3 separate regions of the Homo sapiens genome follow, and regions 1 and 2 are each linked to region 3. A link is an interaction called in ENCODE POLR2A ChIA-PET data of the cell type or tissue named here. Cell type or tissue: PC-9. All regions are shown on one strand. Links, peaks and the distances in the headings refer to the core of each region. The heading gives the core; the rest is flanking DNA.

Evidence for each region. Peaks named below come from ENCODE experiments on the same cell type or tissue, not always from the same donor. Only the 100,000 strongest peaks of a DNase experiment are listed, where the experiment ranks them.
Region 1: POLR2A ChIA-PET joins it to region 3 with 5 read pairs; 3 of 35 experiments call an interaction of 5 or more read pairs at or near these places.
Region 2: POLR2A ChIA-PET joins it to region 3 with 5 read pairs; 4 of 35 experiments call an interaction of 5 or more read pairs at or near these places.

What each region holds. Positions count from the first base shown.
Region 1 is chr2:157,950,085-157,960,895 of GRCh38, forward strand. No RefSeq gene overlaps it. Among named protein-coding and RNA genes, the nearest start is that of ACVR1, 79 kb to the left of the region's middle. In PC-9, for the core only: no CTCF peak of the experiment used is centred there; no DNase peak of the experiment used is centred there.
Region 2 is chr2:157,965,629-157,976,439 of GRCh38, forward strand. No RefSeq gene overlaps it. Among named protein-coding and RNA genes, the nearest start is that of ACVR1, 95 kb to the left of the region's middle. In PC-9, for the core only: no CTCF peak of the experiment used is centred there; a DNase peak (open chromatin) is centred at 6,303; H3K27ac peaks cover 1,676 bases.
Region 3 is chr2:157,821,035-157,831,845 of GRCh38, forward strand. The region is part of intron 1 of ACVR1 (activin A receptor type 1); the gene reads right to left. Among named protein-coding and RNA genes, the nearest start is that of ACVR1, 50 kb to the right of the region's middle. RefSeq lists an enhancer at 10,001-10,502. In PC-9, for the core only: no CTCF peak of the experiment used is centred there; a DNase peak (open chromatin) is centred at 5,047; H3K27ac peaks cover 1,944 bases.

The DNA of each region.
Region 1 (10,811 bases), core at 1,988-6,987, 130 kb after region 3:
GTGTCTGTGGTTCCCCATCCATGGATTTAACCAGTCTCAGTTAGAAAATATTTGGAAAAAAATAATTAAACATAACAAGACAATGATAAAAAAGAATGCCAATTCAAAAGAATGCAATACAACAATGCTTCACATAGCATTCACATTGTGTTGGCATTATAAGTAATCTAGAGATGATTTAAAGTGTATAGGAGGATGTGCTCAGATAATAAGCAAATACTACACCACTTTATATCAGGGACTTGAGCTTCCATGGATTTTGGTATCCTCGGGGGTCCTGGAACAAATCCCCTGAGGATACGAAGGGATGACTGCACTTAGAAAAAAAGAAGATTCAATGGGAGAAATGTGAGCCACCTTTTCTTTCCCTTTTTTAACTGATGACTAAAAATTGTATATATGTATGGTGTACAACATGATGTTTTGATATATGCATACATTGTGGAATGGCTAAATCAAGCTAATTAGCATATGCATTACTTCACTTATTTTTTTGTGCTGAGAACACTTAAAACCAACTCTCTTAGCTACTTTCAAATATTCAATATGTTATTAACAATAGTCACCGCAACATACATCTCCTGAAGGTATTTCTGATAGTTAACTCAAAATTTATATTTCTTGACTTTTCTTGACTAGCATCTATATCTCCAATCCTGCTATTTTATGTCATGACCTTCCCGACCAACGGGGAACCATGAGCCCCTAATAACCACCATTCTAATTCTACTGTCTGCTTCTATGAGTTTGACTTTTTCAGATTGTCTTTCCGTGCCTGGCATATTTCACTTGACATAATGTCCTCCACGTTTATCCATGTTGTCACATGACAAGATTCCCTTCTTTTTTAAGACTGAATAGCATTCCATTGTATAGATACACATTTTCTTTATTCATCCATTGATGGACACTTAGGTTGATTCTATATCTTGGTTATTGTGAACAATGCTGCAATAAACATGGGCAAGCAGATATCTTTTTGACATATTAATTTCATATCCTTTGGATATATACCCAGAAGTGGGATTGCGGGATCATATGGTAGTTCTATTTTTAATTGTTTTGAGGAACCTCCATATTCTTTTCTATAATGGCTGCACTAATTTACATTTCCACCAACAGTGTACAAGCGTTCTCTTTTCTCCACATCCTCACCAACACTTGTGTTTTCTATTATAGCCATTCTAACAGGCATGAGGTGATAGATCATTGTGATTTTAATTTGCATTTTTCTAATGATTAGTGATATTAAGCATTTTTTCATATACCTGTTGGCCATTTGTATGTCTTTTTTGCAAAAATGTTTATTCAGGTTTTTGGTCCATTTTAAAATTGGGGCTGACCCTGGGCCCACTGCCTAAGAATTAGCTCTGCAAGGAACAGCAAAAAATAAAAATAAAATAAAATAAAATTGGGTTATTTGTTTTCTTACTATTGAGGTGTACAAGTTCTTTATATATTTTGGACATTAACCTCTTTGTATGATTTGCAAATATTTTCTCCCATTCTGTAGGTTGTTTCTTCACCCTTTTGATTGTTTCTTTGTTATACAGAAGCTTTTTGGTTTGATGTAATCCCATTTATCCATTTATCTATTTTTCCTATTGTTGCCTGTAGTAAGCCACTTTTTTTAAGTTATTAAACTTCAAGAGGAGAGAGGTCTTTCTGACCATACACAGATATTCTCATGTCTTTTTTTTTTTTTTTTTAATAGAAAACAGGCTGGGCATGGTGGCTCATACTTGTAATCTCAGCACTTTGGGAGGCCAAGGCATGTGGATCACCTGAGGTCAGGAGTTCCAACCAGCCTGGCCAACATATGAAACCCCGTCTCTACTAATAATACAAAAATATAAAAAATACACAGAAAGGCTGAAGCAGGAAAATTGCTTGAACCCAGGAGTCAGAGGTTGCAGTGAGCCGAGATTGTGACACTGCACTCCAGCCTGGGTGATAGAGTGAGACTCTGTCTCAAAAATAAGTAAATAAATACATAAATATAAAACATACACTAATGGGTTAAGCCTAATTTAGCTTCAGGAATTGGAAAATTAGATTTGGTTCCTACCTCTGAACACTCACTGCTTTTTGCATGATCTTAAACAAGTTGCATTTCTCCTTTCATTCATTCTCCATCTGTAAGTCAGTAAGTCCTCCTTAATTGTGTTTTCCTCTTCAGAGGAATGGTGTCAAACTTCAAGAGAAATACAGCCAAGTTCTTAGGTTTTTAGAGTGGTAGTTAGGCAGACACGAGCAGGGCAGGAGAGGGCCCCCACCAGGAATGTCAGGTGACCATCAGGTTATGGTCAGGTTGTTGTTAAACTGTCTCTCCAAAATAATTGGTTGCAGCTGGCGCCACGAAAAGACAGCCTCCCAATAGACAGAAAATACCCGAAGCTGGTGATCAGTAGCTTTCCGATAGAATTTCAGGAGTTGGGCAAATGGGCTCAAACATGCACACTAAGAGGCAAAATGGCAGAGTTTAACTGGTATATGACCTTCCTCTAGGAACGCTCAACTGGTAAGGAAAAAATGCCCCAGGTGAGCATGCACACAACTTCAGTAAACACACTGCACATGCAGCCCCTCCCAAGTGCTGGCGGGCCATCACACATATGGACTGCCCACTCCAAGGGAAAAATCAAGGAAGAAGAAATGCCAACCCCAGAACCGTGCCAATGTAGAAAACCCCAAGTCAAGGGACAAACGGGGCACTTGGATCTCTCAAGTGGTCTGCTGGGCCCTCTTCCAAGTGTACTTTTCTTCCTTTCATTCCTGTACTAAAACTTTAAATAAACTTTCACTCTTGCTCTAAAACTTGCCCCTGTCTCTCACTCTGCCTTATGCCCCTTAGCCAAATTTTTTCCTCTGAGGAGGCAAGAATCAAATTGCTGCAGAGCCATATGGATTTGCTGCTGGAATGAGGTGACTTCACAACCCTCCCCAGTAGTCGCCAGGAGCTGGCAGAGTGGCAGTAACTTCTGCTGCCCACCGGAGTAAAATGCAATCTGAGTCAAAGAGCCATAAAGTGTACTCAGAAATTAAAAATCTATAGGCAGGGAATTCTAGCTGGGGGTCAGGTTTTCCAAGCAACCAGGGATTTTCTTTGCTTTTAGGCATTTTCTTGTCATCTTGAATGAAAAGTATTAAATACTATGTAACAATTTTTTTTTCTTTGAGACAAGGTCTCACTCTGTCACCCAGACTGGAGTACAGTGTTATAATCACAGCTCACTGCGGCCTCAACCTCCCAGGCTCAGGTGATCCTCTCTCCTCATCCTCCCAGGTAGCTGGGACTACAGGGGTACGCCAACATGCCTGGCTAATTTTTTGTATCTTTAGTAGAGATGGAGTTTTGCCATGTTGTCCAGGCTTGTCTTGAACTCGGGCTCAAGTGATCCTCCCACCTTGGCCCCCCAAAGTGCTGGGATTATAGGCATGAGCTACTGCGCCTGGCCAACAATTTTTTAAAGATAAGGAATTACCATTAAAACCAATGATTCTTAACTCCATCCAGGCGCAACTCCCTTCCTATTATAGATATTTTATAAGACCTGCTTACAATTCTGTCATTAACTAAATAGACTATATAACTTACAAGTGAACATAATTTAAAAAAGCAACATAACACCTGATTATGTAAAGGAGTAATAAAAGCAAAGTTGTTTATAATATAGTATGTATTTCAAAAGGTAAATATCTAGTTTTGACTTCTAGACAAAATAACTTAGATGCTTACTTACACTAATATATAGAATAAATGTAAATGAGACAGCTATACATGTAGTCTGATATAGGTGTGTTATATTGGAAACTTTAAAATCATATGCAGCATTGCGAGTGATTATGTGATTTTCCTAAATGTTGAATACCTTATGGTATATTTCTAACAAAATATTCCTGGAAGCTGGGCTTGGTGGCTCATGTCTGTAATACCAGCACTTTAGGAGGCCAAGGAAGGAGGATCACTTGATGCCAAAGTTCAAGACCAGCCTGGGCAACATTGGGAGACCCCCATCTCTAAAAAAAAAAAAAAAAAAAAAGCAAAAGCTGGGCATGGTAGTTACTACTACCATGCTACATGGTAGGACTACCCCTGTAGTCCTAGCTACTCAGGAGACTGAGGTTGAGGTTGGAGGACTGCTTGAATCTAGGAGTTTGAGGATGCAGTGAGCTATGATCATGCCACTGCACTCCAGCCTGGGCAATAGAGCAAGGCCCTGTCTCTTTAAAAAAAATTTCTGGAAAATTTAAATCTATTAAACACATGAAGAAACTACTTGGTATTTATTTGCAAAATGAATTAAGTTCTAATTTTAGATCATTAAAAACACCTTTTTCAGCTAGAGATATGTCTTTGGTGGACTTTGAAAAGTATGCGAGATGTAGGGCAATTCTTACTGCATGGGACAGTCTTATGCATTTTAAGAAATTCTGTATTGGCTGGGCGCAGTGGCTTATGCCTGTAATCCTAGCACTTTGGGAGGCTGAGGTGGGCAGATCACCTGAGGTCGGGAGTTCAAGACCAGCCTGACCAACATGGAGAAACCCTGTCTCTACTAAAAATACAAAATTAGCCGGGTGTGGTGGTGCATGCCTGTAATCTCAGCTATCCGAGAGGCTGGGGCAGGAGAATCGCTTGAACCCGGGAGGCAGTGGCTACAGTGAGCCAGGATTGCACCATCGCACTTCAGCCTGGGCAACAAGAGCAAAACTCTGTCTCAAAAAAAAAAAAAAAATAAGATGTAAAAAAAGAAATATTGTATTCCCAGTACCAATCCACTAAATGTTAGTTGCTTCCAGTTGTAACACTACAAAAACTTTCTCACAAATGTTTAAAATGCTAACTAATAGTAATACCACCCCTAATGAGAAACTCTATTATAAACAATGTCTGGCACTTGATATGTATTTAATACATGCTTATTGATTAGATGGATGAATGATTATATAAATATTAAATCTCAAAAATAACTTTAATTTCTGACTGTAAGTATCAGAAAACCCAACCAACAGTAGTTTAGACAAATTAGAGTATATAACTTTTCACTAAGAAGTTTGGAGTTAGGCAACCCAGGATTGGTCCCACAGCTCATGATGTCATCATTGTTTATGGTTTCTGTTTTATTTCTATTTAGCCATTCTTAGCAAATGTGTTACTTCCTAATGAATTAAAGATGGGTGCTTCATCTCTGGTTCTCACATCTATATTCGAAGCAGAAAAGTGGAAGGAAGAGGAAAGGATCATTGCCCACAGACTTCCTCTTCTCTTATTGGCCAGAACTATGTCACATGATCAGTGCTAGCTGCAAGGGAAGCTATCATCCTCTCCCTCAAAGTAATACTGCTGCCATATAAAATATAAACAAGCCAGGCACCGTGGCTCATGCCTGTAATCCCAGCACTTTGGGAGTCTGAGGCAGGTGAATCACGAGGTCGGGAGTTCGAGACGAGCCTGACCAACATAGTGAAACCCCGTCTCTACTAAAAATACAAAAATTAGTCAGGCGTGGTGGTGTGTGGCTGTAACCCCAGCTACTCAGGAGGCTGAGGCAGGAGAATCGCTTGAACCTGGGAAGTGGAGGTTGCAGTGAGCTGAGATTGCGCCACTGCATTCCAGCCTAGGTGACAGAGTGAGACTCCATCTCAAAAAAAAAAAAAAAAAAAGAAAAAAAAAATATATATAAACAAATAAACTTTCAAACATATTACTGAAATGCCAAGAAAGTAAAGGCTCCCAGAAACTAAAAATAGAGTGAACATGGAACCTCCTAAGAGGTGAGAAAAGTGCTAAGGCTTTTGCCTTAAGAACATATGCTAAACTGTAGTGATCTTGACATTGCATTTATAATGGTTTCACAGGAAGTGGGGTGGAGAACAGAAGACAAAGCTTGAGGTCTGCCCAGTGTTTGGAGTCTAATAGTAGACCTTGACTCAAAGTTGGAATATGAAATGGCAAGCCACAAACTATAGAAAATATTCATGAAGATGTGTGTTCAGAATATGTAAAAACTTCTACAAATAGGTATCAAAAAGAAAACCCAATTTTAACCAGGAACAAAAGTCTTGGCAAGACACTTTAAAAAAGAAGATACGCTAATAGCCAATAAGGCCATGAAAAGACACTCAACATCATTAATCATCAGGCAAATGCAAATTAAAAGCACAATGAGATACTATGACACATCCATTAGAAGGGTTAAAATTTAAAAGACTAATCAAACCAAATATTGGAGAGGATATAGAGCAACTAGGACTTTCATACATTTCATATATTGCTGATAGAAATATAAAATACGCAATCATTTTGGAAACTGCTTTGCAATTTCTTAACATGTTAAACACATACCTACTATATATCTTAAGATGTTAAACACATACCTACTATATATCCAAGATAAGTGAAAATATATGTCTACACAAAAGCTTGTACATGAATGATCATAGCACCGTTAATAATAATAGTCAAGAAGTAGAAACAACCCAAATGTCCATCAACTGATAAAAGCATACACAAAATATAGTATATCCATACAATGGAATATTGTTTAGCTGTAAAAAGGAATAAAGTACTGATACATGCTACGATATGGATGGACCTTGAAAACATGATGACACATGAAAGAAGCCAGACATGCAAAAAAATACATATTATATGATACCATTTACATAGCATGTATCCAGAATGGGTAAACTCATACAAACAGAAAGATGGTTAGTGGTTGTTGGGGGCTGGAAGAGAAGGAAGTGGGGAGTGACTTCTAATGAGTAGAAGGTTTCTTTTTAGGGTGATAAAATATTATGGAATTAGATAGTGGTTATGCTTGCATAACTGTGCCAAAAACCACTGGATTGTATACTTTAAATATGGGTGGATTGTATGGCATCTGAGTTACATCTCAATAAAGTTGTTGTTAAAAAATATATATAAGCTATATACATCATCAACACTGCCACCATCCCAATTACCATTGCCAATATCTTGGTATACAGCCTTCTAAACTCATTTCTGTGCATCACATATACTTGTTAAAGAATGAAAATTGGATTACACCATGCATATCCTTTAAGAAGTGTTGTTGTTGTTGTTTAGATACAATATTTCACTTTATTACCTAGGCTGGATGTAGTGGTGCAATCATAGCTCACTGCAACCTCAAACTCCTGAGCTCAATTGATCCTCTCAATCCTCCTGCCTCAGCCTCTTAAGTAGGTAGGACTACAGGTACATGCCACAACACCCAGCTAATATTTTAATTTTTTGTAGAGACAGGGTCTCACTATGTTACCCAGGCTGGTCTCAAACTCTTGGCCTCAAGCAATCCTCCCACTTCAATCTCCCAAAGTGCTGGGATTACAGGCATGTGCCACCACATCTAGACTTTATAGAAAGTATTTTAAATTACAACACACATGACTTTATAATCATAAAGTAATATCAGACTGGAAGACCATTGTCTTTTTTCTGATTTTAGGAGTAAAACTGTCAGTCTTTCATCATTAAATATTATATGAGTTCTGGGGTTTTCATAGATTCTCTTTATCAGGTTAAGTTCCCTTTTACTCCCCATTTGCCAAGTGTTTTTTTTTTTTTTAAATCATGACATGGTGTTGCATTTTGTCAAATGCATTTTTTGCATTAATTGAGATGATCATATGGGATTTTTCTTTATTAATATGGTATAGCCTATTGATTGATTTCTTTATGTTGAGCCAACCTTGCATTCCTGTGATAAATCTCGTTTGGTTATGGTATAAAATCCTTTTTTAAGTGTAAATTGGCAAATTTTATTTATTTATTTATTTATGAGAGGGTCTCGCTCTGTTGCCCAGGAGTGCAGTAGTGTAATCTTGGCCCACCGCAACCTCCACCTCTTGGGCTCAAGCAATTCTCATGTCTCAGCCTCCCAAGGAGCTGAGACTATAGGCATGTGCCACCACACTTGGCTAATTTTTGTATTTTTTGGTAGAGGTGGGGTTCCACTGTGTTTGCCAGGCTGGGCAAATTTTATTTAGACCTAATTAATCTACATATGAATGGACCTCACTGTCTCAATTATGGAGTTTCATTATAACATCATCGTATTATTCCATTCTCACACTGCTAATAAAGACATACTTGAGACTGGGTAATTTATAAAGGAAAGAGGTTTAATTGACTCACAGTTCTTCAGGGCTAGGGAGGCCTAAGGAAACTTACAGTCATGATGGAAAGGGAAACAAACATGTCCTTCTTCACGTGGCAGCAGCAAGGAGAGGTGCAGAGCAAAGTGGGGGAAAGCCCCATTTAAAACCATCAGATCCATGAGAACTCACTCACTGTCATGTGAACAACATTCAATTACCTCCAACTGGGTCCCTCCTATGACACATGGGGATTATGGTAACTACAATTCAAAATGAGATTTGGGTGGGGACACAGCCAAACCACAGCATTATGCCCTGGCCCCTTCCAAATCCCATGTTCTCACATTTCAAAACATAATCCTGCCTTCCCAACAGTCCCCCAAAATCTTAATTCATTCCAGCATTAACTCAAAAGTCCAGGTTCAAAGTTTTATCTGAGACAAGGCAAGACCCTTCTGCCTATGAGCCTGTAAAATCAAAAGCAAGTTAGTTACTTTCTAGTTACACTGGGGGTACAGGCATTGAGCAAATACACTCATTCCAATGGGGAAAAAATTGGCCAAAACACAGGGGTTATAGGCCCCATCCAAGTCTGAAACCCAGCAGGGCAATCATTAAACCTTAAAGTTACAAAATGATCTCCTTTGACTTCATGTCTTACATCCAGGTCATGCTGATACAAGAGGTGGGCTCCTATGGCCTTGAGCAGTGCCACCTTTGTGGCTTTGCAGGGTACAGCCTCCCTCCTAGCTGCTTTCATGGGCTGGCATTGGGTGTCTGTGACTTTTCCAGGTACATGGGGTAAGCTGTTGGTGGATCTACCATTCTGGGGTAAGACAGTGGCCCTCTTCTCACAGCTCTACGAGGCAGTGCCCCAGTGGGAGCTCTGTGTTGGGGCTCTGAACCCACATTTCCCTTCCACACTGCCCTAACAGAGGTTCTCCATGAGGGTTCCACCCCTGCAGCAAACTTCTCTCTGGACATCCAGATGTTTCCATATATCCTCTGAAATCTAGGTGAAGGTTCCCAAATTTCAGTTCTTGACTTCTGTGCACCTACAGGCCCAACACCTTGTGGGAGCCACCAAGGGCTTGCACCTTCTGAAGCAACAGCCTGAGTTGTACATTGGTCCCTTTTAGCCATGGCTGGAGCTGAAGCAGCCGGGATGCTGGGCACCATGTCCAGAGGCTGCATAGAGCAGGGTGGCCATGGGCCCAGCCCATGAAGTCATTTTTCCCTCCTAGGCCTCTGGGCCTGTGATGAAAGGGGATGTTCTGAAGGTCTCTGACATGCCCTGTAGGCATTTTCTCCATCGTCTTGGTGATTAACATTTGGCTCCTTGTTACTTATGCAAATTTCTGCAGTGGGCTTGAATTTCTCCCTAGAAAATGGGTTTTTCTTTACTATCGCATCATCAGGCTGCAAATTTTCCAAACTTTTATGTTCTACTCTCTCTTGAATGCTTTGGCACTTAAAAATTTCTTCTGCCAGATATACTAAATCATTTCTCTCAAGTTCAAAGTTTCACAGATCTCTAGGGCAGGGGCAAAATGTCATCAGTCTCTTTGCATAGCAAGTGACCTTTACTTCAGTTCCCAACAAGTTCCTCATCGTCATCTGAGACCACCTCAGCCTGGACTTTATTGTCCATATCACTATCAGCATTTTGTTCAAAGCCATTCAACAAGTTTCTAGGAAGTTCCAAACTTTCCCATATCTTTCTGTTGTCTTCTAACTCTTCCAAACTCTTCCAACCTCTGCCTGTTATCCAGTTCCAAAGTCACTTCCACATTTTGGGGTATGTTTACCCGAACAGCTCCATTCCTGGTATCAATTTACTGTATTAGTCTGTTCTCACACTGCTGATAAAGACACACCTGAGACTGGGTAATTTATGAAGTAAAGAGGGTTTTGTTTTGTTTTGTTTTGTTTTTTTAATGTCAGTTTCGCTCTTGTTGCCCAGACTGGAGTGCAATGGTGCAATCTCGGCTCACCACAACCTCTGCCTCCTGGGTTCAAACAATACTCCTGCCTCAGCCTCCTGAGTTGCTGGGATTACAGGCGTGCCCCACCACGTTCGGCTAATTATTTTGTATTTTTAGTAGAGATGAGGTTTCTCCATGTTGGTCAGGCTGGTCTCAAACTTCCGACCTGAGGTGATCCACGCGCCTCAGCCCCACAAAGTGCTTGGATTACAGGCGTGAGCCACTGCACCTGGCTGGAAAGAGGTTTAGTTGAGTCACAGTTCAGCAGGACTAGGGAGGCCTCACGAAACTTACAATCATGGTGGAAGGGGAAGCAAATCCACCCTTCTTCACATGGTGGCAGCAAGGAGAAGTGCAGAGTGAAAGGGAGAAAAAACCCTTATAAAACTATCAGATCTCATGAGAACTCACTCACTATCATGAGAACAGGATGGAGGTAACCACCCCCATGATTCAATTACCTCCCACCTGGTCCCTCCCATGACACATAGGGATTATCAGAATTACAATTCAAGATGAGATTTGGGTGGGACACAGCCATACTATATCAACCATCCTTAGGGGTTATCTTGTTGCACTACCTAGTAGGTAAAAGTGCTTATGGGCTTTGTAGGCAATTCCATCATAAAACCCCATGGGATAGGATCACCTCCCACCAATCTTTTGCTGAGCAGTATTCCCTGATAAGATAACAGAAGT
Region 2 (10,811 bases), core at 3,847-8,846, 150 kb after region 3:
ACAATTTTTTTTTTTTTTGAGACACAGTCTCACTCTGTCATCTGGGCTGGAGTGCAGTCACATGATCTTGGCTCACTGCAACACTTGAACCCTGGGTTCAAGTGATTCTCATGCCTCAGCCTCCTCAGTAGCTGGAATTACAGGTGTGCACTACCACTCCTGACTAATTTTTATATTTTTAGTAAAGAGGGGGTTTGCCATGTTGGCCAGGCTGGTCTTGAACTCCTGGCCTCAAGTTAGCCACCCATCTCAGCCTCTCAAAGTTCGGGGATTACAGGCCTGAGCCACTGCACCTGGCCATTTCACAATATTGATTCTACCTATCCATGAGCATGAAATGTGTTTCCATTTGTTTGTGTCATCTATGATATATTTCAGCAGTGTTTTGCCATTTTGCTTGTAGAGGTCTTTCACCTCCTTGGTTAGGTATATTCCTAAGCATTTTATTTTATTTTTTTGCAGCTATTGTAAAAGGGGTTGAGTTTTGTTGTTGTTGTTGTTGTTGTTTTGAGACGAAATCTCACTCTATTGCCCAAGCTGGAGTACAGTGGCACAATCTCGGCTCACTGCAACCCCCCCCTCCCAGGTTCAAGTGATTCTCCTGCCTCAGCCTCCTGAGTAGCTGGGACTACATGCACATGCCACCATGCCCAGCTAATTTTTTTGTATTTTTAGTAGAGACGAGGTTTCACTATGTTGGCCAGGCTGGTCTTGAACTCCTGATTTCGTGATCTGCCCACCTCGGCCTCCCAAAGTGCTGGGATTACAGGTGTGAGCCACCACGCCTGGCCGTGGTCGAGTTCTTAATTTAATTTTCAGCTTGGTTGCTGTTGGTGTATAGAAGAGCTATTGATTTGCATACATTGATTTTGTATCCAGAAACTTTGCTGAATTCTTTTATCACTTCTAGAGCTTTCTTGAGGAGTCTTTATGGTTTTCTAGGTAAAGGATCATATCATCAGCAAACAGCAACAGTTTGACTTCCTTTTTACCAATTTGTATGTCCTTTATTTCTCTCTTTTGTCTGATTGCTCTGGCTAGGATTTCCAGTCCTATGTTGAAGGGGAGTGGTGAGAGTGGGCATCCTTGTCTTATTCCAGTTCTCAGAGGGAATGCTTTCCACTTTTTTTTATTCAGTATTATTTTGGCTGTGGGCTTGTCATAGACAGCTTTTATTACATTGAGGTATGTCCCTTGTATGCTGATTTTGCTGAGAGTTTTAATCATAAAGGGATGCTGGATTGCGTTGAATGCTTTTTCTGCATCTATTGAGATGATCGTGTGATTTTTGTTTTTGATTCTGTTTAAGTGGTGTATCACATTTATTGACTTGCATATGTTAAACCACTGCCGCATCCCTGGTATGAAACCCACTTGATCATGGTGGATTATCTTTTTGATATGTTGTTTGACTTGGTTAGGTAGTACTTTGTTAAGTATTTTAACATCTATGTTCATCAGAGATATTGGTCTGTAGTTTTTGTGTCCGGAATTGGTGGGATCTTGGTCTCACTGACTTCAAGAATGAAGCCAAGTACCCTTGCAGTGAGTGTTACAGTTCTTTAAGGCGGCATGTCTGGAGTTTGTTCCTTCTGATGTTCGGATGTGTTCCGAGTTTCTTCCTTCTGGTGGGTTCGTGGTCTCGCTAGCTCAGGAGTGAAGCTGCAGACCCTCCCGGTGAGTGTTACAGCTCTTAAGGCGGGCGTCTGGAGTTGTTCCTTCCTCCCTGTGGGCTCGCGGGCTCGCTGGCTTTAGGAGTTAAGCCGCAGACCTTCGCCGTGAGTGTTACAGCTCATAAAGGCAGTGTGGACCCAAAGAGTTAGCAGTAGCAAGATTTATTGCAAAGAGCGAAAGAACAAAGCTTCCACTGTGTGGAAGAGGACCCAAGCAAGTTGCCACTCTGTGGAAGGGGACCCGAGCGGGTTGCCACTGCTGGCTCGGGCAGCCTGCTTTTATTCTCTTATCTGGCCCCACCCACATCCTGCTGATTGGTAGAGCCGAGTGGTCTGTTTTGACAGGGCACTGATTGGTGCATTTACAATCCCTGAGTTAGACACAAAGGTTCTTCATGTCCCCACCAGATACAGAGTGTGGACACAAAGGTTCTGCAAGACCCCACCAGAGTAGCTAGATACAGAGTGCCGACTGGTGTATTTACAATCCCTTAGCTAGACATAAAGGTTCTCCACGTCCCCACCAGACTCAGGAGCCCAGATGGCTTCACCCAGTGGATCCCCCACGGAGCCTGCAGGTGGAGCTACCTGCCAGTCCCGAGCCATGCGCCCACACTCCTCAGCCCTTGGGTGGTGGATGGGACTGGGCTCTTGGAGCAGGGGGCAGCACTCCTCGGGGAGGCTCAGGCGGCACAGGAGCCCACGGAGTGGGAGGGGAGGCTCAGGCATGTCGGGCTGCAGGTCCTGAGCCCTGTCCCGTGGGAAGGCAGCTAAGGCCTGGCCAGAAATTGAGCACAGCAGCTGCTGGCCAGGTGCTAAGCCCCTCACTGCTGGGGGCCGGTGGGGCCGGCCGGCGGCTCCGAGTGCGGGGTCCGCTGAGTCCATGCCCACCTGGAACTCGCGCTGGCCCACAAGCACCGGGCGCAGCCCCAGTTCCCACACGCGCCTCTCCCTCCACACCTCCCCGCAAGTTGAGGGAGCCAGCTCCAGCCTTGGCCAGCCCAGAAAGGGGCTCCCACAGTGCAGCGGGAGGCTGAAGGGCTCCTCAAGTGCCGCCAAAGTGGGAGCCCAGGCAGAGGAGGCGCCCAGAGCAAGTGAGGGCTGTGAGCACTGCCAGCACACTGTCACCTCTCATTTTCTTTTTCTGTTATGTCTTTTCCTGGTTTTGGTATTAGGGTTATGCTGGCTTCATAGAATGATTTGAGGGGAGGGTCCCCTCTTTCTCTGTCTTGTGGAATAGCATGAATAGGATTGGTACCAATTCTTCTTTGAACGTCTCTTAGAATTCTGCTGTGAATTCGTTTGGTCCTTGACTTTTTTTGTTGTTGGTAATTGTTGCTATTACCATTTCAGTCTCTCTACTTGTTACTGGTCTGTTCAGAGTGCCTAATTCTATCTGATTAAAGCTAGGAAGGTTGTATCATTCCAGGACTTTATCCATCTCTTCTAGGTTTTCTAATTTATGCACATAAAGGTGTTCATAGTAGCCTTGATGATCTTTTGTATTTCTGTGGTGTCAGTTGTAATAGCTCCCATTTCGTTTCTAATTGTGCTTATTTGGATTTTCTCTCCTCTTGGTTAATCTTTCTAATGGTTTATCAAGTTTATTTATCTTTTCAAAGAAGCAGCTTTTTGTTTTGTTTATCTTTTGTATTTTTTTGTTTGTTTCAATTTCATTTAGTTCTGCTCTGATCTTGGTGATTTCCTTTCTTCTGCTGGGTTTGGGTTTAGTTTGTTCTTGCTTCTCTAGTTCCTTGAGGTATGACTTTAGATTGTCTGTGCTCTTCCAACCTTTTTGATGTAGGCATTTAGGGCTATGAACTTTCCTGTTAGCACTGCCTTTGCTGTATTCCAGAGGTTTTGATTGGTTGTGTCACTATTGTCATTCAGTTAGAAGAATTTTTAAATTTTCATCTTGATTTCATTTTTGACTCAGTGATCATTCAGGAGAAGGTTAATTTCCATGTATTTGCATGGTTTTGAAGGTTCCTTTTGGAGTTGATTTCCAGTTGTATTCCACTGTGGCCTGAGAGAATACTTGAATTCAATTTCAATTGTCTTACCTTTATTGAGGCTCGTTTTGCAGCCTATCATATGGTCTTTTGGAGAAAGTTCCATGCACTGTTGAATAGAATGTATATTCTGTGGTTGTTGGGTAGAATGTTCTGTGTATATCAGTTAAGTCCCTTTGTTCCAGGGTATTGTTTAAATTTATTGTTTTTTGTTGACTTTCTGTCTTGATGACCTGTCTAGTGCTGTCAGTGGAGTATTAAAGGCCCCCACTATTATTGTGTTTCTGTCTATCTTATTTCTTACTTCTATTAATAATTCTTTTACAAATTTGGGAACTCCAGTGTTAGGTGCATATATATTTAGGATTGTGATATTTTCCTGTTGGACAAGACCTTTTATCATTATATAATGACCCTCTTTGTTTTTTCAACTGCTGTTGCGTTAATGTTTGTTTTGTCTGATATAATAACAGCTACCCCTGCTTACTTTTGGTGTCCATTTGCATGCAATGTCTTTTTCCATTCCTTTCCTTAAGTTTACGTGAGTCCTTTTGTGTTAGGTGTGTCTCTTGAAGGCAGCAGATGGTTGGTGAATTCTTATCCATTCTGCAATTCTGTATCTTTTCAGTGGAGCATTTAGGCCATTTACATTGAACGTTTGACTGAGATGTGAGCTATCATTCCATTCATTATGCTATTTGTTTCCTGTATATCTTGGGTTGTTTTTTTTTTTTTAAATTGTATTTTTGTCTTGTAGGTCTTGTGAGATTTATGCTTTAAAGAGGTTCTGTTTTGATGTGTTGCCAGGATTTGTTTCAAAATTTAGAGCTCCTTTTAGCAGTTCTTGTAGTGCTGGCTTGGTAGTAGTGATTTCTACCATTTGTTTGTCTGAAAAAGACTGTATTTTTCCTTAATCTACAAAGTTTAGTTTCACTGGGTACAGAATTCTTGGCTGATAATTGTTTGTTTGTGAAGGCTGAAGATAGGGCCCCAATCCCTTCTAGCTTGTAGACTTTCTCTGAGAAATCTGCTATTAATCTGATAGGTTTTCCTTTATAGGTTACCTGGTGTTTTTGCCTCACAGCTTTTAATATTTTTTCCTTCATCTTAACTTCAGATAAGTTGATGACAATGTGCCTGGGCAATGATCTTTTTGTGATGAGTTTCCCAGATGTTCTTTGAGCTTCTTGTATAATGTCTAGTTCTCTAGCAAGGCCAGAAAAGTTTTCCTTGATTTTTCCCCCAAATACACTTTCCAAGCCTTTAGATTTATCTTCTTCCTCAGGAACGCTGAAGATGCTTAGATTTGGTTATTTAATATAATCCCAGACTTCTTGGAAGCTTTGTTCATATTTTCTTATTCTTTTTTCTTTGTCTTTGCTAGATTGGGTTAATTTGAAAACCTTGTCTTTAAGCTCTGAAGTTCTTTATTCTGCTTGTTCAATTCTATTGCTGAGACTTTTCAGAGCATTTTGCATTTGCATAAGTGTGTCCATTGTTTCCTGAAGTTTTGATTGATTTTTATTTATGCTATCTTTTTCATTGAATATTTCTCCCTTCACTTGTATCATTTTTTGGATTTCCTTACATTGGGCTTCACCTTTCTCTGGTGCCTCCCTGATTAGCTTAATAACTAACCTCCTTCTGAATTCTTTTTCAGGTAGATCAGGGATTTTTTCTTGGTTTGGATCAATTGCTGGAGAGCTAGTATGATTTTTGGGGGGTGTTAAAAAACCTTTTTTTGTCATATTACAAGAGTTGGTTTTTGGGTTCCTTCTCATTTGGGCTTTGTCAGCAGGAACATCTCAGGCTCAAGGCTGTTGTTCAGGTCCTTTTGTCCCACGGGGTGTTTTCTTGTTGTAGTACTGTCCCCCTTTTCCTAGGGATGTGGCTTCCTGAGAGCTGAGCTATAGTAATTGTTATCTCTCTTCTAGCCATCCAGCAAGCCTACCAGGCTCTGGGCTAGTAGACTTGCTCTAGTAGACAGGTTCTGGGGGTTGTCTGCACAGAGTCCTATGATGTGAACAATCTGTGGGTTTCTCAGCCATGGATACTGGCACCTGCTCTGGTGGAGGTGGCAGGGGTATCAAATGGACCCTGTGAGGGTCCTTAGCTTTGGTTGATTATTGCACTATTTTTGTGTTGGTTGGCCTCCTGCTGGGAGGTGGTGCTTTCAAGAGAGCATCAGCTGTGGTAGTATGTGGAGGAACAGGTGGTGGGAGAGGCCTTAGAACTCCCATGAGTTTATGTCCTTTGTCTTCAGTTACCAGGGTGGGTAGGGAAGAACCATTAGGTGGGGGCAAGACTAGGTGTGTCTGAGCTCAGACTCTACTTGGGTAAGTCTTGCTGCGGCTCCTGTTGGGGGTGGGGGTGAGGTTCAGGTTCCTAGGTCAATGGAGTTTTGTTTCCAGGAGGATTATGGCTGCCTCTGCTGTGTCATGCAGGTTGTCAGGGAAGTGGGGGAAAGCTGTCAGTCACAGGCCTCACCCAGCTCCCACCCAACCCAAAGGGCTGATCTCACTTCCACCATGCTCCCACCCCCAACAGCAACAAGTCTGTTTCCAGGCAGTGGGCCAGCAGGACTGAGAACTTGCCCCAGGCTACCCACCTCCCAGCTGTGAAAATAACTAGGGCTTTCCTTCCTCTCCCACCTGTGGAGTATGCACACCAGATTCACACCCTCCCCCAGTTTCTGGCCAGGAGGCTTCTAAATTGGTTCAAATTGTTACAAAGTTCAGCTGGTGCTTTTCTTCTCCCTGTGGCCTTTTCCCAGTGACTCTGGTAGCTCTCCTCAAGGATGCCTGTGAGGTGAGGCAGAAATGTCTTGCTAAGGGACCCAGCAAGCCCACAGAGATTTTCCTTCTGCTTCCTCTACCTCTGTATTTCACTCAGCTCTCTAAATTGACTCAGCTCCAGGTAAGGTCAGAATCTTCTCCCATAATCTAGACCTTCAGGTTCCCCAGTGGGGATGTATGTTCATGGATGAACAATCTTCCTTTCCCACTTGCAGAGTTTGGGCACTCACAGTATTTGGGGTGTCTCCAGAGTCTTGCAGGAACAATCCACTTCTTTCGGAAGATATATGGGTTCTCTTGGCTTTCCTAATATATTTCTACAGTCATACTGGAGCAAAAGTTCACAGTACAAGCCTCCACAGGCTGTTGTGTCTGTCCAAGTGGGAGCTTCAATCTAGTCCTGCCTGTCTGCCATGATCTCATCTCTCCTTCTTTTTCTAAGTCCACTAATCCCATGATGAGGGCCCAAGCTCATGACCTAACCTAACCCTATTTACCTTACCCTAACCCCATCTTTAAATATCATCATATTGAGAGCTAGGGCTTCAGCATGTGGATTTAGAGACAGTGAGGGGGAACATTCAGTCAAAAACACCTTATAATATTTTTTGTTTTGTAAAGTTATTAATAGTGTCCCATTTTTCATTTCTGATGTTAGTAATTTTAGTCTGTTTTTTCTTTTCTTTCTTTCTTTTTTTTTTTTTTGGATACAGAGTCTTGCTCTGTCAGCTCTGTCACCCAGGCTGGAGTGCAGTGCTGCAATCTCAGCTCACTGCAACCTTGCTTCCTGGGTTCAAGTGATTCTCCTGCCTCAGCCTCCCAAGTAGCTAGGATTACAGGTGCGTGCCACCACACCTGGCTAATTTTTGTATTTTTAGTAGAGATGAGGTTTCACCATGTTGGCCAGGCTGGTCTCGAACTCCTGACCTCAGGTAGTCCACCTGCCTCAGCCTTCCAAAGTACTGGGATTTCAGACATGAGCCACCACGCCCGGCTGAGGTTTGTTTTTTTTTTTCCTTGCCTGGTGAGATTAGCTAAAGTTTTGTCAATTTTGTTGGTCTTTTCAAAGAACCAACTTTTGGTTTTACAGATTTTCTCTATGATTTTTCTATTTTCTATTTCCTTTATTTTCTCTGTAATATTTATTATTTCTTTTCTTCTGTTTGCTTCGGATTTGCTTTTTTTTTTTAGCTCTTTAAGATAAAGTTTTGGTTTTGATTTGAGATCTATCTTTTTTTAAAAAAAAATAGGCATTTCTAATTATACATTTCCCTCTAGGCACTATTTTTACTGCATCTCCTAAGATCTGGTGTACTGTGTTTTTATTTTCATTTATCTCAAGGCATTTTCAAATTTCTTTTGTAATTTACTTTTTGACCTTTAATTATTTACAACTGTGCTCAATTTTCTTGTGAAATTTCCAAATTTTCATGTTATTAATTTCTAATTTCATTTCACTGTGGTCACATAGTATAATTTGTACCATTACAGTCTTTTATACTTTATTAAGACTTGCTTTATGGTGTAACATATGTTTTATCCTGGCAAATGTTACTTGTGTGCTTGAGAAGAATGTGTATTATTTTATTAATAAATGGAGGTTCTTTAGATCTCTGGAAACTGGACTATACCTTGTTCAAGTCTTCCATTTTCTGGAAGACATTCTGTCTAGCTATTCTAACCACCATTGAAAGTGGGTTAATTAATCTCCAACTACTGTTGAATTGACTATTTTCTCCTTCAATTCTGTCAGTTTCAATTCTGTTAGAATTTGGGGTTGTTTGGTGCATATATGTTTATAATTCTTACATGTTTTTGATCAATTAACTCTTTTTTTTTTTGAGACAGAGTCTCACTTTGTTGTTCAGGCTATATAGTACAGTGGTACGATCTCAGCTCACTGCAACCTCCACCTCCCGGGTTCAAGTGATTCTCTTGCCTCAGCCTCTTTAGTAGCTGGGATTACAGGTGCATGCCACCATGCCTGGCTAATTTTGGTATTTTTAGTAGAGACAGGGTTTCTCCATGTTGGCCAGGCTGGTCTCGAACTCCTGACCTCAAGTGATCCACCTGGCTTGGCCTCCCAAAGTGCTGGGATTACAGGCATGAGACACCATGCCTGGCTGATTAACTCTTTTATCATTGTAAGATGTCCTTCTTAGTCTTTAGTAACAATTTTTTGTCTTAAAGTCTACTTTAATAATATAGTCATTCTAGGTCTCTCTTAGTTACAGTTTGACTGGTACATCTTTTTTCATACTTTTATTTTCAACCTCTTTGTGTCTTTAAATCTAAAGTCTCTCATAGACAGCATATAGTTGAATCTTGCTTTTAAATCTGCTAACCCCTTTTTTTTCTTTTTTTGAGACATAGTTTCACTCTTGTCACCCAGTCTGGAGTGCAATGGCACAATCTCGGCTCACTGCAACCTCTGCCTCCTGGGTTCAAGCAATTCTCCTGCCTCAGCCTCCCAAGTAGTTGGGACTACAGGCACCTGCCACCACACCTGGCTAATTTTTTTTTTTTTTTTTGTATTTTTAATAGAGACGGAATTTCACCATGTTGGCCAGACTGGTCTTGAACTCCTGACCTCAGGTGATCCACTCATCTCAACCTCCCAAAGTGCTGGGATTACAGGTGTGAGCCACTGCACCTGGCTGAATCTCTTATTTTTAATTTGAATGTTCAACCAGTTTACATTTAATGAAATTGCTAATAATGTAATGTTCTCATTTGCCATTTTTCTACCTGTTTTTTAGATGTTTCATGTCTTTTTCAATCCTTCCTTTATTAATACCTACTTTTGTGTTATAAATATATTTTCTAATGTATTGTTTTAATCCTTCATTGTTTCTTTTACTGTATTTATTTTTATTTTCTTTTTTAAAATAATTTTTAATTTTCAATTTCTGTGGGTACACAGCAGCTGTATATATTCATGGGTTACATGAGATGTTTTGATAGAGTCATGCTATGTGTAATAATCACATCATGGAAAATGGAGTATTCACACTCTCAAGCATTTATCCTTTGTGTTACAAACAATCCAGTTGTATTCTTTTAGTTATTTTAAAATGCACAATTAAATTATTTAATTTTTTTCTTCAACTTTCATTTTAAGTTCAGAGGTACATGTGCCAGATGTTCAGGGTTTTTTCACATAGGTAAATGTGTGCTGTGGTGGTTTGCTGCATGGATCATCCCATCACCTAGGTATTAAGCCCAACATGCATTAGCTGTTTTTCCTGAGGCTCTGCCTGCCTTCACCCCTGCTCCAACAGGCCCCAATGTGTGTTTTCCCCCCAATATGTCCCTGTGTTCTCATCATTTAGCTCCTACTTATAAGTGAGAACATGTGGTGTTTGGTTTTCTGTTCCTGCATCAGTTTGCTGAGGATAATGGCTTTCAACTCCATCCATGTCCCTGCAAAGGACATGATCTCATCCTTTTCTTTGTGGCTGCATAGTATTACATGGTGTATATGTACCATATTTTCTTTATCCAGTCTATCGTTGATGGGCATTTAGGTTGTGTTCATGTCTTTGCTATTCTTAATAGAAAATGCACAATTAAATTATATTAATGGTAGCCACCCTGTTGTGCAGTCAAATACTAGGCCTTATTTATTCATTTTAACTTTTTGATACCTATTAAGGATCTCACCTCCTCCTATCCCCCACTAACCTTCCCAACCTCTGGTAACCATCCTTCTACTCTCTATCTCAATGGGTTCAATTGTCTTTATTTTTAGGTCCCACAAATAAATGAGACCACGTGATGTTTATATTTCTGTGCCTGGCTTATTTCACTTAACATAATGAATTCTGGTTCCATCCATGTTGTTGCACAGGGATCTTATTCTTTTTTATGGTTGAATAGTACTACACTGTGTATGAGAATCACATTTTCTTTATCCATTATCTGTTGATAGACACTTAAATGCTTTCAAATCTTGACTATTGTTAACAGAGCTGCAACAAACATGGGAGTGTAGATATCCCTTCGACACACTCATTTCCTTTCTTTTGGGTATATACTCAGTGGTGGGATTGCTGAATCATATGGTAACTCTATTTTTCATTTTTTGAGAAACCTCCAAACTGTTCTCCACAGTGGCTGTACTAATTTACATTCCATCAACAGTGTACAAAGGTTCCCTTTTCTCCACATCCTAGCCAGCATTTGTTATTGCCTGTTTTTGAGGCCATTTTAAGTGGGGTGAGATGACATCTCATTGTAGTTTTGATTTGTCCCTTCCTCTGATGATCACTACATTGAGCATCTTTCATAGGTCCGTTTGCCATTTGTATCTCTTCTTTTGAGAAATGTCT
Region 3 (10,811 bases), core at 3,164-8,163:
AAAATGGGAAATAACGTGAACTGGATACTTAACTCTTCAAATGTTCTACTTGGCACCCATCTCCCCACAAATACCCTTCTATCAATAGGCAAGCTCGGCACACCTGAAAGGTAGCTAAAAACTGTTGTGTTCAAAATCCCAAGAGGGACTGAAAATATAAAAACCAACTCCCCAAAAAGATATACACACTAATTAAAATCAGTGCTATTGTTCAGGGGCTGTGGCTCATGCCTGTAATCCCAGCACTTTGAGAGGCCGAGGTGGGTGGACCACCTGAGGTCCAGAGTTCAAGACCAGCCTGGCTGACATGGTGAAACCCTGTCTCTACCAAAAATACAAAATTAGCCTGGCGTGGTGGCAGGCACCTGTAATCCTAGCTACTCGGGAGTCTGAGGCACGAGACTCGCTTGAACCCGGAAGGTGGAGGCTGCAGTGAGCCAAGATCAGCGCCACTGCACTCCAGCCTGGGGAACAGAGGGAGAATTTGTCTAAAAAAAATAAAAAATAAAAAAATAAAATAAAAAAATCAGTGCCATGAAATGAATATCTATATAGTAAACTCTAGCAAATTTTCAAAAACCATTCATTGAGCTGAGTTTTTTTCCAAAAATTTAGCCAACTTATTTGGCGATGGAGTTTCAATTCTTGGCAGCTAATCAAGCTGTGTAAAAGTCTGACCCTAAAGGGTCAAAGACACATTCCTGTGCAGGTGGTTGGAGGATGGCCATGAAGAAGGAGAAGGAAAATCCAATCAAATTTTCTAACTCTAATTTTGGGCATTTAACATTACAGTACAGTTTTCTTCAATCCAGTTTAAAAGAACATGCATAGTTTCTTAAAAGTTGTTGCAATATGATGGGACCTGAGTAACAGGCAAGCATAAAAAGCACTTAAAATCAAACAAGCTCTTGGCAGTCCACACAACAGCTAAGCAACAGGGGAAAAAAAAAATCAAGACAAGTTTTCTCAGCTCTTTAGTTACAATCATATCCTTGGCTTCTAGAAACTGTGGCTTCTAAACATTGAAAATCCTTACCCTTTCAAGAACCATTCCATACTCTCCCTGTCTGTTCACCCAGCCCATAAACCAAATAAATCAAGGTGTATCTTGCCGTGGAATTGCCATTAACCAGAACTACTTCAGAAAGCAGGATATGGTAGCAAGAACATGGACTTAGGAAGCAGCCAAACTCAGTTTTCCAACCTATTAAATGTGACCTCCGCAAATCATTTAACCCCTGAGTTTCAGTTTCCTTTTCCATGAAATGGGGTAAATACTCCCCATCTAGTTACTAATTATAGCAGCTATCATTTAGTGAGCTCTTAGTTCTATAACTGTGTTAACCACATTACTTGCATTGTCTGACCTAATCCTAACAATGAAATTGAGAGCTTATACTATTCCCAAATTATACATAAGAAAATGTGAATGACCATGAGAAATGGGAATTTCCAGGAATTTCTCCAGAATATATTCTTCTTAAAATACTTGCATTCTTTACTCATTATTTGGATATCCAAAAACATTGTTAAATGGGAACTATCACACTTAGTAGGATTTACAAAGAATTGTAGCATAGCAAATACTAAGATCCTGGAAAATGCTAGTGAACATTATTGGATGTTATGCCAGTAGCGGGCAAAATCCAGCCCACAGTCTGGATTTGTAAATAAAAGTTTTATTGCAACAGGCACACTTGTTCATTTTAAGTATAGTCTATGACTGCTTTCACACTGAAATGGTAGAACTGATAGTTGTAACAGAGTCCGTATGGCTTGCAAAACCGAAAATATTTACTACCTGGCCCTTTAGAAAGAGACTTTGTTGACCACTGCAATAACCTACATTCAGATCTACAAGCAAATTAACAGTACTACACAGATTCGTATGTTGAAGTCACCAATTTAAAGACTCAGTTTACTTCTAAAACTTATTTCTTGCAATACCAAGCGTAGGATATGTATACAGTATGCTATGCATATAAACTTATTTTATTTGCAAGGATGACACATCAATGGTAGTAGCAGATTGGGCCACAAAGACACATTTCTAACATGGCAACGGCGAGAAGAAATCATGACCCATTCTCTCCCACATGCTCCTATCCTGCACTGGCTCCAAAAAAGGTGGATCTTATCCTTCAACTCTGCAAGTCAGCTTTTCCTGTTCTTGCTTTCAACTTGACATCAGTGAATTCTTTCTACTGTCATTGTGTTGACTCATACAATTCTCACAGGAGGATTATAACACTTTTTCCCATTTACCTCATAAGTGATTTTTCTAGGGATTTGGAAAAACATATATATTTCCCAAGAAATCCTGAGAAGGAATTCTGTGACAGAAACACTGTTCTCTCCAGGTGTATATCTAGAGACAGAGTAGGAATCAAATATGTCAGACTTCTAGATAATGAAGAAAAAAAAGCCGGGGAACGAGGGCAGAGCATGAGGAAAAACAAAATCTCCAAGATGTTTTAAGGAAAAGATTCAGGTCTGCCTTACAGCCTAGAAAGACAACCAGGCCAAAGTGGAAATACAGTGAAGATGGGCTTTCCTAATGTTTTGGCCGAAATATTAGAGCACCTTTCTCCTCCAGAATTTAAAGTACAATTTGGCTAAGACAAAAGGGGCCCGCTATGGTTTACTTAATTACAGAGTGTAATTAAGTACCAGACTACACGTTTGAAGATAATCTGCCTACACTCCGTAACCTCGAAACCCTCAAGTGAAGTGGTTTGGTGGTCCATCAAAATCCCTTTCATCTGTCCAGCCAAAGATTCATTTACTCCTGCCAGAAATATAAAGTAAGGGAATCAAGGAGAAAACTTGAGGCAACAAAGGCAGTGAGTGGGCTACAGTAGCATAAAGAAGGTTCCATGCTTGAACCAACAGGTTCTGAGATGGGTCCCAGCCCTGGCCCATGTAATCTTTTCCTGCAAAACAGGCGTCATGACTCCCTTGCAGAGCTGCCACGTATGAAGTACATGGCACTCAGTGGATGCTAATAAATGGTAGCTAATGTTGTAAACTCAATATTTAAGGAGCAGCTATAAGAAGAGAAGTGACGATTACCAGGGTTGAATTATTAGGTTGAATCCTATGCAAAATTGCTGAGATTTGACCATTTTGACTCATCAAAATAGCAATTTAGGGCCAGGCACAGTGGCTTATGCCTGTAATCCCTGCACACTGGAAGGCCAAGATAGGAGGATTGCTTGAGCCCAGGAGTTGGAGACCAGCCTGGGGAATATGGCGAGACCCCATCTCTACAAAAAATTTAAAAATTAGCCTGGCATGGTGGTGCACACCTGTAGTCCCAGCTACTCAGGAGGCTGAGATGGGGGGACTGCTTCAGCCCAGGAGCTCGAGGCTACAGTGAGCCATGTTCATGCCACTGCACTCCAGCCTGGGCAACAGAGCAAGATCCTGTCAAAAAAGTAATAATAATAATAAGCAACTTTGAAATAAATATTACAAAGGGCTCCATAGGAAGCCTGAAAAGAGAACATGAAAGACTAATAGCCCAATACTCATTCTTCCACTGGTGGTGACTTAGAAAAAATCCAGACACCAAACAGGAAGGCTACAGACTAAAATAGAATACCCCCTTAAGTCAACTTCTCACCAGATATGAGGTGTGACTTCAGAGAAGATCAGATTCCACAAAAGACAGACACACATGCACTCCTCACTCATAAGTAACCCATGTCACTCACTCCTTTCTCTTTTTTTTTTTTGAGACAGAGTCTCACTCTCTCAACCAGGCTGGAGTGCAGTGGCACAATCTCCACTCACTGCAATCTCCACCTCCCAGGTTCAAGTGACTCTCCTGCCTCAGCCTCCTGAGTATCTGGGATTACAGGCGTATGCCACCACGCCTGGCTAATTTTTGGTGGAGATGGGGTTTTGCCATGTTGGCCAGGCTGGTCTCGAACTCCTGACCTCAAGTGATCTGCCCACCTCAGTCTCTCAAAGTGCTGAGATTACAGGAGTGAGAGATTACCACGCCCAGCCACTCCTTTCTCTCTCTCTTCTTTATTCCTGCTCTCTCCCTTTTCTATCCTTATTTCTTTCCCTATGCAAGGCCCACTGAAATCTTTGATTAACTAGTTTAGGAAGGAAATAAACACAGCCTTTCTGGTTAACTGATGTTACCAATTACACAGGAGGCCTTTCTATAAGCCTTTTAGAGCAGCTAGTAGCTCAATATAGACATCCAATGGATCCATCACACTTTCCCCCTATTTTTCTAATTCTCCTTCATTTTTTTCAAGTTCCATCAGCCTTTACCCAGTTAACAGGTCTGTGGTGGTTCCATGGAGTCAAATCAATTCCTGAGTGAGAAATGAGTTTCATGACAACTCATCAGGCCAGGGGTCCCCAACCCCCAGGCTGTGGACGGGTACTGGTCCATGGCCTGTTAGGAACCCGGCCGCACAGCAGAGGTAAGGGGCTGGCAAGTGAGCATTAGGCCTGAGCTCTGCCTCCTATCAGATCAGATCAGTGGCAGCATTAGATTCTCAGTGGAGCGAACCCTATTGTGAACTGCACATGTGGGGAATCTAGGTTGTACACTCCTTATGAGAATCTAACTAATGCCTGGTGATCTGATGTAAACAGTTTCATCCTGAAACCATACCTCTTCCTCCCCACTACTCCATCCGTAGAAAAAATGTCTTCCATGAAATCAGTCTGCTGTCCTGGGCTAACCCCAAGTAGCTTTAATCCAGCTATATGTACATCTCCAAATGGTTCTCAGCGAAGAATCAGAGCATCTTGAGTGAAGAGGGATTGAGAACAAGTGGAAGAGAAGAAAGAAGGAAATGGCCACTTCTTCCATTCCCCCAACACACGACTCCCTAAACAGAATCAGACTTCTCTGGTAATTAGATCGCCTTTCTGTCTGTTTGGCTCAGCTTTCACGTGTGTACACCCCATTGCAGCAGCACTCCAGCTCTCCTCATTACCATGAGACATCCGTGTTGTAACTGTTGCCTGGCAGGAATGTGGTAATCCTTGGTGATTATACTCACACATAAGACTATACAGGCTTTCATCAGCTCATGATCTCAGGCACTTTTACAAGAGTTCGCAAGACTGCCACCCACCAGGCCAGGACCAGATTTTCTGGTTTTCTAATGGAGTGTCTGGCATTTTGTTTCTCCTAGGCTGTACTATTTACCTTCACTAGACAGATATTTAGCAAAACTTCAACGAGGAGCCTCTTGAAAGTAGGAACTCTGTGTATTCAATGTGCTGCTATATCTCCAGTGCCTGGTCTAGCATCATGCCAAACTACTTAAATATTTGTGGCATGAATGAAGTTTAAAATTATAGAAAAAACAGGCTGAGCACAGTGGCTCATACCTATAATCCCAGCACTTTGGGAGGCCAAGGCAGGAGGATTATTTAAGCCCAAGAGTTCGAGACCAGCCTGGGCAATACTGTGAGACTTCATCTCCAAAAAATTAGCCAAGCATGGGTGGCACATACCTGTAGTCCCAGCTATTCATGAGGGCGAGGGGGGAAGGACTGCTTGAGCCTGGGAGGTGGAGGCTGCAGTGGGCTATGGTCACAGCACTGCATTACAGACTGGGCGACAGAGTAAGACCCTGTCAAAAAAAAAAAAAAAGAAACAAAAGAAAAGAAAGAAAAAGAGAGAGAAGGAAAGGAAAGGAAAGGAAAGGAAAGGAAAGGAAAGGAAAGGAAAGGAAAGGAAAGGAAAGGAAAGGAAAGGAAAGGAAAGGAAAGGAAAGGGAAAGGGAAAAGGAAAAGGAAAGGAAAGGGGAGAGGGGAGAGGGGAGAGGGGAAAAGGAAAAGAAGAAGGAAGGGAAAGGAAAGGAAAGGAAAGGAAAGGAGGAAGGTAGGAAAAGAAAGGAAGGAAGGAAGGGAAAGAAAGAAAGAGAGAAACAGAGAGAAAGAGAAAGAAAGAAAAAAAAACAAAAAGCATTAATAATTTCAAGCTCATAAACTTGGTAAAGAAAAAGAAACTTCTCTATCACTCTTACCATTTCTAGGGTAGAAATGGCTAAATTTCTACCCTAGGCTTAAATTCAAAGCAGTAGCAGAAAGTACCAAATACCTTCCTGCAAGTATTTATGTCATTACCAACCTAAGAAAAATTTTCACCAGATCATGCTTCCTAATTATGATTGAACAAGAATAAACTGAAAAAAAGACAATCAATATTATTTTTTATTATTTGGTTCTATTTATTGTTTGCCCACCAGCATGTAGGCATTTCTAAAGCTAGTCTAGAAACTGATTGCCCACTGTGCAGAGAGAACAAGGTAACAAGCAAAAAAACAAAAGAAAACAAAATCCAATAAAGTTAGGTAAAAAAGAAAAGAAAAATGAACAATGTTTTATGTGGCCTCGTTTTCTCATTGGTTTTGTGTGTGTATATACTACATACCCATAATTATGTCAGACAAGCCATGAATTGTATAAGTGTTTGCCAGTCCTGTAATGAGTTAATCTGAAAAATTAACCTGCACACTTCTTGAAAAGAAAAATAGTCTCTTACTTATCTCTGATTGTGTAATAATTGGGGTAGTATCCCTTCCATACTAACCAGTCAACAAATACTTGTTGGCCTATGAACAGTGAGTTAATTTAAAATAAGATTAAAGTCAAGAATTTAGGCAACTCTGGGTCTACCGCTGACTTGGTGGTCTTGAGCACTAGTGTCTTTCAACTCAGCTCTATCGTCTCTATGGGACTGAGCAGGGAGTCATCCAGGTCGATGGAGGTAACACTGAACCGATGAGCTAGACATGCCCCCGCACCACTGCTGTGTGACACTCAGAAGTCACTAACCCTTCTCACTCACCCTTCTCTGTTATCCTTTTATCCTAACTATAAAGAAAGAGCAGTGGCCCAAGTCACTACGTTTCCTTCTAGCTCAAAGATTCTTCTTAGGTATTTCTTTCATGATTGTTACTAGGATTCCTCAAGAATTATGCTAACAGCAAGGGGTATTCTTTAATTAAAGGTGCTGTTTTTGGGCCAGGTGTAGTGGCTCACGCTTGTAATCCCAGCACTTTGAGAAGCCGAGGTAGGCGGATTGCTTGAGCCCAGGAATTTTCTGGGCAACATGGCAAAACCTCGTCTCTACAAAAAAATACAAAAGGCCGGGCGCTGGGGCTCACGCCTGTATTCCCAGCATTTTGGGAGGTCCAGGCAGGCAGATCACCTGAGGTCAGGAGTTCAAGACCAGCCTGGCCAACATGGTGAAACCCCGTCTCTACAAAAATACAAAAAAAATTAGCCAAGCATGATGGCGGATGCCTGTAATCCCAGCTACTCGGGAGACTGAGGCGGGAGAATCGATTGAACTTGGGAGGCGGAGCTTGCAGTGAGCCGAGATCACGCCACTGCACTCCAGCCTAGGCAACAGAGCAAGACTCCGTCTCAAAAAAAAAAAAAAAAAAAAAATTAGGTGGGCATAGCAGTGGGTCCCTGTAGTCCCAGCTACTCAGGAAGCTGAGGCAGGAGGCTTGCTTGAGCCTGGAAGGCAGAGGCTGCTGAGATCATGTCACTGCGCTCCAGCCTGGGCAACAGAGGGATAGCAAAACTCTGTTTCCAAAAAAAGATAGCTTTCCAATCTACCTCTGTACTGCGATGGCACCCAACCCACTAATTAAAGAAAAAAATGTAAAAATAACATAATACTTTTTATTTAATTTAGCAGTTTCATTCTTAACTCAGAGATTAGTTTTTTGTTTTTTTGTTTGTTTGTTTGTTTTTTGAGACAGAGTCTCACTCTGTCGCCCAGGCTAGAGTGCAGTGGCACAATCTTGGCTCACTCCAACCTCTGCCTCCCGGGCTCAAGCGATTTTTGTGCCTCAGCCTCCTGAGTAGCTGGGATTACAGGCACCCACCACCATGCCCAGATAATTTTTGTATTTTTAGTAGAGATGGGGGTTTCCCCATGTTGGCCAGGCTGGTCTCGAACTCCTGACCTCAAGTGATCCACCTGCCTCAGCCTCCCAAAGTGCTGGGATTACAGGCGTGAGCCACTGTGTCTGACTGAGGTTTGCTTTTAATTTAATTTGCTCACCAATCATTTGCTCTCCAATTGAAGGATAACTGAGTACGAAAATGTACAAACAGAAGTACAGTAACAGTGGGTCTACCAAGAACAGTCTCTCAAGGGAGCAAAAGAATACATCCAGGTTCCCAAGACTGAAAGCATCCTGTCCATGTCACCCACCATCCCAAATCTACTAATCTTTCTTTATGTCCTATCTTCTGCAATGGAACCACTGAAGAATCTTGTAGACAAAGCCAGAAACCAAGTTTGCCTTACAAACCCCATCGCTGCCTACAACCCAGCCCAGGACCTCTCCCACCAGCAGTGGCCCAACTGACTCCTTCAAGGTCTCCTCTACATCCCTGCCATGAGTGTAGTAAATTGTTCATTGAGTAACGCTCACTAGTGCCTCTCCTCTGCTTAAAGCCATCAATGGTTCTCCTAGCTGGTGTAGATTTCTTGATTTTCATGATCTGGCCCCAGACATCTCCAACATCATCGAGTTATCATCTCATAGGTACCCTCACCCTAATTGTATCTTACAGCTCCCTGGGGACACCATGACCATGTTCACCTTCTGCCTTTGCACTTGTCTGCCTGAAATGTCTTTTTTCATCTGGCAAACTCCTATGCTTCAGGATCAGCCCCAGCATCACCTCCCAAAGCCCCCATGTCTACATCCTGTCTGAAATATTAACACATGCCCCCTCATCTGTTTTTCCCAAACTTAACTATTGTGGCCCTTAAAAGTGCATTTTAATTTTTAAATTTTACTATTTCCCTGGTGAGTCTGTGGACTCTTCAAAGTAAGAGTATTTTTCACCTATGAAACATCAAGGATAGTCATAAACAATAGGCCAAGAGGCTGGGCGCAGTGGCTCACGCCTGTAATCCCAACACTCTGTCTGGGAAGCCAAGGCAGGTGGATCACCTGAAGTCAGGAGTTCGAGACCAGCCTGGCCAACATGGTGAAATGCCATCTGTACTAAAAATACAAAAATTAGCCAGGTGTGGTAGCAGGCTCCTGTAATCCCAGCTACTTGGGAGGCTGAGGCAGGAGAATTGCTTGAACCCAGGAGGCGGAGGTTTCAGTGAGCCGAGATCATGCCATTGCACTCCAGCCTAGGTGACAAGAGCAAACTCCGTCTCAAAATAAAATTAAATAAAAGGCCCTTCATAAATGTTGATAATAAATGATGTACCCTGATAATGGATTCAAAGCAGAAAAGATACCATCCAAGAGAAATATGAACAATTTAAAAAATGAAAAAGAAATAATAATGCTAATGGAAAAAAGGAGGTAGACCTACTGGAACCCATTTTCAGTGTTGTCATGGCTTTTAACTCAAACTAAAAAACAAAACAAACTTCCCCAAACCCTAAGTTATAGACAAAGAGAACTACCAACGTTTCTGATTTCATACAAAAAGACAATGTGTAAACTAAGTGTATATACTCAACCACAGCTTCCTTGTGACTTACATTTGAAAACAAAGTATTCCCTACTCTAACATTTTAGGACATAATCTTTTTTCTAAATTTTATATACACACAGAGAGAGAAAACAAAACTTGAAATACTTATATACCATGCTAACAATGTAATATTACTGGAAACTAAATTGTTATCAATAAAATGTAAGAAGGGAGATGCTTTGTTTCACCAAAAAAAAAAAAAAAAAATGTAATTTTTTCCCAGAGAATTATTCCCAAGATGGTCACTTGGACTCATGCCCCCATACAATTCCCTTGGCTAAGCTCTCACTGGCTGGCCTGCTTCCAGATGTTGTCAGTCAAGGTGACTGAGGGAGCTCAAGTAGGAAAAAGAAGTGTTCTTCCTCTCACCATGACAATGTTACATTTGCTACATTTTTTGTCTTAGAAACAGGGTCTCACTCTGTTGCTCAAGTTGGAGTGGAGTGGCAGAAACATAACTCACTGTAGCCTTGAATTCCTGGTCTCAAACAATTCTCCCACCTTAGCCTCCCAAAGCACTAGGATTACAGGAATGAGACACCACACCTGGCCTTTACCTTCTTAAAGGTTTTTCCCCACCCCACTACCCATTTTCTCAGCCCCAGACTGTTTATATCACACTGGGAAGAAAAGACAAATAACACACATTGCTATATAATGTTATTCAATTTACTTTAATAAGCATGAAAAAGGTAACAGAAAGGAGGCAATGGCCAAAGACAAATGTTAAAGAAAAGAGTAGGAAGATCCAAGGAATAATAAATGGCTGTTATTAGCATTTGCTGGCTGGGATCACTTTTACACATGAAATTGCTTAATGCGTGAGTCATCTGAACTCATGACTGCACTGAATCATTTCATGTGTTCAAGCAAACCTGCAATGAAAATAACCCAGAAGTCTTGAGATGCCAATGACTCTCCAATCAAAATAATGAGGGTGGCAGATCTACCCGAGAAAAATCAAAAAACAAATAGGTGCTTAGAAAACAATTTTAAATCCTATTGTTTTCATAAAACAAGTGGGCAGAGTAAAGTGAGATTTTTTAGTTTACCAAAATTGGGACTGGGTTAAAATTTCAAAAGTTGAGAATTCACTGTTCTGGAGGATTCTGTGAGAGTCAACACTGGTGTCTACTCTGTGCCCACTGCAGGGTTGGGCCAGGAACTGGTTTCTACCCTCACTCAGTTCACAGGATGATCAGGAGAGCCCAATCCTTGGCTTCTACTCCAATAATGTTAGCTTTAAAATTAGTCTTACATGCTAATAGTTTCTCTGTCAGGGTGGTGAAAATGTTCTAACA